3 separate regions of the Homo sapiens genome follow, and all the other regions are linked to region 3. A link is a loop called in an ENCODE intact Hi-C map of the cell type or tissue named here. Cell type or tissue: IMR-90. All regions are shown on one strand.

What was found. Hi-C counts contacts between places; a loop is a spot of excess contacts. Peaks named below come from ENCODE experiments on the same cell type or tissue, not always from the same donor. Only the 100,000 strongest peaks of a DNase experiment are listed, where the experiment ranks them.
Region 1: it touches region 3 in a loop (3-fold over the local background); 5 of 110 quality-filtered maps call a loop at or near these places.
Region 2: a loop joins it to region 3, with 6 times the contacts of the local background. A loop is called at or near these places in 68 of 110 quality-filtered maps.

What each region holds. Positions count from the first base shown.
Region 1 is chr7:121,336,390-121,338,889 of GRCh38, reverse strand. It overlaps WNT16 (Wnt family member 16), which reads right to left. Exons shown (of 4, transcript NM_057168.2): 4 at 1-9. Among named protein-coding and RNA genes, the nearest start is that of WNT16, 8.6 kb to the right of the region's middle. In IMR-90, a CTCF peak has its summit at 1,252; no DNase peak of the experiment used is centred here.
Region 2 is chr7:121,106,773-121,109,272 of GRCh38, reverse strand. All of the region lies in intron 7 of CPED1 (cadherin like and PC-esterase domain containing 1), which reads right to left. Among named protein-coding and RNA genes, the nearest start is that of CPED1, 120 kb to the right of the region's middle. RefSeq lists a silencer at 1,199-1,248. In IMR-90, a CTCF peak has its summit at 1,167 (motif pointing right); a DNase peak (open chromatin) is centred at 1,162.
Region 3 is chr7:120,805,139-120,807,638 of GRCh38, reverse strand. TSPAN12 (tetraspanin 12) reads left to right here. Exons shown (of 8, transcript NM_012338.4): 7 at 947-1,090. Among named protein-coding and RNA genes, the nearest start is that of TSPAN12, 52 kb to the left of the region's middle. RefSeq lists a silencer at 1,536-1,585. In IMR-90, a CTCF peak has its summit at 1,555 (motif pointing left); a DNase peak (open chromatin) is centred at 1,548; H3K27ac peaks cover 161 bases.

The DNA.
Region 1 (2,500 bases), 530 kb before region 3:
GGCGACAGCCTGAAACCAACAGTAATTGTGTTCAACTATCAATCATAAAGTGTTTTACTCAACAACAGAAGCACAGTTAATCTAATCAATTAACTTTCTGGGTCTATTTCCTCTTGAATAAAAATGATGGTTTTGAACGTAAATAATCTTTAAAATTGCGTAGGCTTCAAATGTTTCGTCCTTTGGTTTTTGTCCCAAATGTTTTGTCCAAATTTCTTGACCCTTCAGAGCAAAGCTTTCCAAGCTGTACTTAAAGTAGTGGACCAGACTAATATTATTGGAGATTATCTGCGATAACAAAAGGAAATTACTTCTATTTCTAATCCCCGGTCTAATTTTGAATGTGGTAGGATGCTTATGCATGCCTGTATGTTCCTGATACCATTCAACACCTCGTTACTCAGAATACAGCTCAGGGACCAGCAACACCAGCATCACTTGTGAGATATGCAGACTCTCAGGCCCCACTCCAGACCTACAGAACCAAAAGCTGCATTTTTAACAAGATTGTCATTAAAATTTGAGAAGCACTGAGAGAGAAGTTACCCTTAGCTCTCATGGTGCATAGAAACATCATGGAACTTTACAAATAACCAATGCTCAAACCTCTCAGATTCTGATTTCACTGGTCGGGCAGGGGGTGGGGTGTCCAGGCCATGGTACTTTCACAAAGCCGCTGAGATTATTTTAATGAGCATCCAGGGATGAGACGTATTGATTCAATTGAGAGTTCTCAAGTTTGATCACTATAAAAGTCAGTCACATACAAAGGGAGGGGTGGAGGTGGTGAACTATGCTATCCCCTGGTTCCAGGCCACATGAGAAACTATGACAAATCTGGTTTAGTTGGTCAAAAGGAGAAGGGGCTACAGTATGGTGGCTCCCCCCAGCAAATTCTCCTTTTCTGGAAAATTAATTCAAAACACATGCCCTATCCTTGATGAATCAGTAGCATTATCCTAGCATGGAAAATACAAAGGGGATAATGTTTATGTAATTTTTTCAATTCTAAGTGCTAAGTTCAGTTTAAACAGACTAAGAAGTTAAATGAAACTACATATATTTGTAATAGTCCACTGCCTGACACACACTAAGGTCTAAATAAAAGCCCCTTTCTCTGAAAAAGAAGGTACAGTTAGAGTTGAGATAAACATTTCCAGTAAGGCTAGGGGTGCAAAAACAATATAGAGATTTCAAAAGTTTAGGGCTCTAATCTCTTACATACCAGGCTAGCCAGCATAGCTTCCTTCAATCCCCAGACGATGGCAGAACAGATTAATAAATCGTCAGGGCTAGCTGTGGAGTTGACGTTCTGTCAACATGCTGGGTAAAATGAAAGATGGATCCATCCATTCAATAACTTGGAAATTATGTGTGTAATCTCACCAAAGAAAGGAAAAACCTCACAGTTTAAATTCCACTTACAATTCTTATGAAAACAATAAAATGACAGGGGTCTACACTTTGCTGTTTTGTACCAAACCTGACATTGACACGTTTGCAGAATGTTATGTTTTCAAACAAATTTTAAAAATGTCTGAACTATCTAATGAGACAATATTGCACACAAATAATAACATTTGCAACCTTAAATAAGAGCATATGGTATTGATTTATGCAATGCTTGATATTTCTTAGTAGTGCATATGGCACATTTGCTTTTTTTGAATTCACAAAACTAAGAAACTAATAGATGTATCTATTTCTTCTTAACCCAGGGCAAAAGGTGTCCTGCGATTATATGACAGCAATTTATAAAGTATGTCACAGAAGCTTATTTCTTTAAATTTATGGCATTTCATATTCACAAAACCCTCAATTCTTTAAAACATTTCCAGGCAAATAAATGTGATCTGCCTACTTTGTTCAAATTTTAAGCTCCCAAAGTTTACGAGAAAAAGCTCAATCAGTGCTGGGTAATAACAAAACATAACTGTCCAAAGAACACTAAAAACATAACAATGTATGTTTCCATGTTTAAGCTGATCAGCCTTCTTTACAGTCATCACTTAGTGACTTAAAGCTGTTTCTCCCCTGGATCATGACTGAGGAGCCGATTTTTTCTTTTATTAGTCACTTCAGACATCATGTAAGATGTTGCCAATTTGCACAGCATGAGGGACAAAGTAGACGCTCATCAAATACTTATTGAGTAATTGGTCCAGCTCACTTGAACACTTTTATCTCATCCTCTGTTGGTAAACTGAATCAAGAGGGAGTAATAAAAACCACCTTCTTAAACACATGTCACTGCTAAGAGGTTAATGGTATTGTTTTGAGCCGGCTGGGCTCTCTCTTTCAACTCCTCAGTTTTAGCCCCGTCCACAATAGTGTTACTCTATGAAAGTTATGCACTACAACACGATGAAGGATAAAAAGAGAGACTGATTTTCAAATTCAATTACATCACCTGCTGAATTTGTATTGAAATTATAGAAAGATTTCCCTCCTAGAAAATTAGCCCTTTTGAATACATACATGGAATTTATAATTTTTCAGT
Region 2 (2,500 bases), 300 kb before region 3:
AGATCTAACAAAAGCAATGAAATACGTCTTTATGTTGCAGAAGGTAGAGAATACAAAATATATCTGAAGAGTCCTGGGAGAGAATCCATTTCTGCTGCCTCAGTAGCACTCAGAGAAATAAAACACAAATTTTCAGTTCTATATCATAATATCAGGTCATTTAGATAATTTAAAGGAATTCCAGTTAACAGCAGATTTGAGGCTCAGGTTGTAATCAAATAGAAGTAACACAAAAGATTCATGGGTACAGTAGTGCAGTCTTACATGTTAAGTATAAAATGCCAGCTCTAACTGTACAGTAATTTTAAAACTGGTATTGTGTAGTAAGTTTAAAACTATGTGTTGCAAAATCTTTTTTGTTGTTGTTGTTTTTCCAAGGAAAAAAGTTTAGGTCTTAATTTTTGGGCAATGGGACAGGGTGGTGTTTTTGAGCTTGTGGTGACTGGCTTAGACTAGAGTTTTATGGAAATCAGTCCAACATCCCTGACATATTTTGTATGATCTACACATAAGACAGTATAGCATGTTTATAAGTCATTTCTTCTAAGTCAGTATTCCATATTCCATAAAAATATCCTATATTTGTGTACTTTGCATATTTATACCACTCTCAAGTAAATTCCTTGAGGAGAAAGAGCTCTAGAAAATATCATTGAATTTCCTTATATGAAAAAAACATTACAAAATGTACATTTCTTCACTTAAATGTATACTCACAAGTTTATGACTAATAGGCTTAACTTTTCCATAGAAAAAAATTAAGATTATTATATTTTATGATATGAATTTGAGCTGGAAGAATGAATTTTCTTAACATATAGTCATCTGAGGGATATCATTCTTTAATAGCACTGCATATTAAATTTTACAAAGTGTTCTTAAGTGAAAAAACAATGTCCAGTGGCTGGCAAATGCTGAAATCATTCCAAATAATTGTGTGGCCTAGGTAATTTAAATTGTAGTGAGGAATTATCATCATTCGCAATCTACTTAAAAGCACAGCTTTCTTACTGTAAGTATGGGTTATAAAATAACTTTTTTAAAATAAATATGTTTAATCCAATGGGGGAAAAATGCTCCATGCTTTGCTAAGCATTTTTGCCTTTTTTCCTCTTGCCATTGGACAGCTCAGACTATTTGTACAATAGCAAAAAAGACCACTAGGGGGCAATACAGTAATTGTTTTGCTCCATCTCACTGCTATGTAGGCTTCCTTAGTGAAAAAAGATTGCTGTTTCTTCTAAATTTGAAACCACATTTTAATATATGGAAGGAAAAAGGCTGTATTTCATTTTAAACTTACAATGAATAAATCACATAAGACAAATGCAAGTCAGATTTTCTCCTGAAGGGAGCAAAAGCCTGTCTTCCTTCAGCAGACAAATCAGTTTTACCTAGTTGGCACATTTGAGGATATTTTATATTTAGAATTTGTCAGCCTTTGAGACAGATCTCAAGGAATAAAGGATATTGTTAATAAAAATCTCAAAAATGATATACATTTAATAAGTTTCAAAACGTACTGGTAAAAACTTACTTTTTTTCTATACCCAAAGTAAAAGTGTAAAAATCATTTAACTTCCCCACTGAGTAAATATTCTGTAATAAACTTAAGCATTAAAGCGATTAATTTTTGGAGACAATTACTGCCATTATTTTCACTGTTATTACTTTGCACCCACATACCACTTTGTAAAGGAGTTATTTTTATTACTAATTATTCTTTTCAGCAATTTGATGAGTGGAGTCTCTATTCTAATTCATTTCTCTCTCCCTGAATCGGCTGAATATTAGCTACTATGCCAGGCACTGAAGATTTGTTTCCTACATAAATAAAGAATAAGCAAACTCTCTTCTTTTAAGGATTTCAAAAAGATTTAGGCAAGTAGATTTTTCCTCTTGGTTTTTGTTCTCCTGTTTGCTGACTTCATGTGATTTTTTCCTTCCAATATATTTTCCTGTCATCAGAAGATATTTAACATTACCACAGTGATGAAAAAGTTAAGCCTTGTTGTTAAAGTCTTAGGGATAAAGATTTATAAAATTAAATTCAATAACTCTCTAGGTGTCTGTACAGAAATGAAAACATTTAGGAAGATTGCAGGGAGTTTTGCCTTAATTCATGGTCCATTTCCCAAAGATCCATCTTAACAATCCTTTCTTGCATGAGGGTAGTGAAGAAAGGGAATACAGCTGTTCTGTCTTCGAACATCTCTACGGCTTAGCTGGCTCATCTATTAAAGAAATAATAAGAAACTAAAAAATTAAGATGGTGCTGCTCTCTATGGACGCTTAAAGTGCTTTGAAAGATTGCTTACACTAGACCTCTTTTCCCAGGCTTGGTTTTTACTCTAAACACTTGTTTATTTTATAAACTTGTTATCGGCAAGGTGTAACAGAAATCAGAGTGACATTACTGTGCTGGGCAACGGCAGAAAGAGGAAGAGCCCGCAGAGATTAATTTTTAAGAGCTTCTGTGAAGTTCACGGGCAATACACTT
Region 3 (2,500 bases):
TATGATGCAATGTCAAACCTGGACATAGATTGATCTGTTGGACTGCATAATTTGCATAGCCAGTCACTCTTGGCAAAGTTCTCAGTGACTGCCCATAGTCCTTGTTTCTGGCTAGAGGGGAAAGAGCAACCTCCTTCTCCACTCAAGGACAGAAAATTATTCATCATAGTTAATTGTTCTGAATCTAATCTATAGAGGTCCTTAAGCAGTGTTTCCAAACCTTGATCAGAGACAGTTTTTGCTAATCTTTGGAGAAATAAGATAAAAAAGTAAAAATGTCAGTATAGTTTTTCTTAAATCCAATTTTATTCAAGCTAAAGGCACACACACCATTTCTTCTGAGATTATGGTAATAGAATATGAACATTTATTTCAAGAATCTTACTCAGTTGAATAAACACCAGTTGGCCAGACCTATGTTTATTTCTTAAAGTTTTTGGATATTTTACTAGCTAAGGAATCGATGTCTGCTAACTTTTTGTGATGTGGGCTTTGGTCAACACATGTTTTTACAAAGATTACAGAAACTTTTAATATAATATTTGAATATGTTGGGCAATAGAAAAATTTGATTAACTGGCCTTTGGTGGTTAGAGGTTTAATGATTAAAGTGTCACCTACTTGGGTTTGTTAGTGTGTATGTTCAATCTGTTGCTATGTATAGTCACTTGTAGATGAGCTTACAGTTAGGGAGTGAGTCTCAGTCATGCCTGATTTGTTTTTATGTGTTATGGGCATTATTACTCAGAATACTTCCATTATGCAATCGTTAGCCATGGTGTTCCTTTACTACATTTCTATCATCAACATAGACTGTACATATATCATTAGGTGATGACAGATATAGCTCTGGGTACAAAAATTTTAAAAAACTGATGTTTAATCTCCTATAAGTTAAGAAAATATTTTTGTGGTTTCTGAGGCTGACTAGTGATTTTTTTTGCAGTTTAAGTGCTGTGGAGTAGTATATTTCACTGACTGGTTGGAAATGACAGAGATGGACTGGCCCCCAGATTCCTGCTGTGTTAGAGAATTCCCAGGATGTTCCAAACAGGCCCACCAGGAAGATCTCAGTGACCTTTATCAAGAGGTGAGGCCATATATGGTTAATTTATTATGGATAAATGTTTTCTTAGGAATAACTTTAAAGAATCAACAATATGCCAATGAAATTTTCCTTCTCTGTCTAAATGTAAAAGGCCTTAAAATTTTTCTCTAATATGGGGAGAAGCAGAAGAAAGCTAAAAAACAATATAAAAATCTAAACATTAATCACATTTTAATAAAGGGAAGTGGGAAAGACCAGGTTTTGTAATTAATTGGATTTTGAACTGTTTTGTTTTGAATCAAGTTCCTACTGCTTGGGGATCCTTTGAAACAGACACAGGCAGAGTATGTAGCTAACACTGGATGTGCAAGAAGCAGAGGGTTTGGAGTTCCTGGACAGAATACGTATTTTAAGAGCCTCCACATAGACCACCAACACATAGAAGGGGAAAAAAAAGAACCTCTCCAAAGAAAATGCTACCATGCTACTCTCCAGCTCCCCCTGCTGGCTAATGATTAGTGATGTCAGTTTTAGTTCACTGATTAAGTTTTATGCTCAGTGGCGGTAAAGTCAATCCTCATGTGGCCAGGAAATTTACATACTTGTGTTTTCTGGGAGAATTGATCAGAATAATCAATTACTCCATTTTAGCAGAAGTTTTCCTATTCATTCATTTTTACTGATTATTTTCAGACTTTGTTAGCAGTAAAATTCTATTTTCAGATTAAAATCTAAGACTGCACTGTCCTCTACAGCAGCCAAATAGCTACGTGTGGCCATTTGAATTAAAATTAATTAAAATTAAAATATCTGTTCCTCTGTTGCACTAGCTACATCTCAAGTGCTCAACTGCCACTTGTGACTAGTGGCCCCTGTCCTGGACAATGCAGATGTAAGACATTTCTATCATCACATAAAGTTTTGTTAGGCAGTCTTTATCTAGAATGGAAATGTAAAATGTGAATCAGATAGAAAGGAAACTGCTTAGGCTAAGGGGTTGGGATCATTCCCCACATACACCTCTTGTCAAGTACCTGGTATCACAAGGCACTGCTCACACTATTCATAATATAACTCATGTATATATAGTAGGGCTATAAAGAATGAAAATTTAAAACAAAGCAACAGGATTTATAACACCTGCATTTTGATATATTTCAAGGTGGTTATCTTAGGAGGTTATGCTTTTTATTCCTAAGAATACTACCATTCAAAACATCTTTTAGACTCTCTGCCAAAGGCAGTTGTTGAGATGGGCAGTCAATTTATATTGTAAATTAATTAATTTGGATGTTGTAATTAATTAAAAGAATGCTGTACTACCTATACAAGTGATCCATTATATTCATAGATATGAGTAACTCTGGGCTGTTACTCATATCTCAGAAGACAAGAATATGTCACCATTTAAGGATATCCAAAATAAAGTGCTTTGGGCTCTGAAGGCATGCC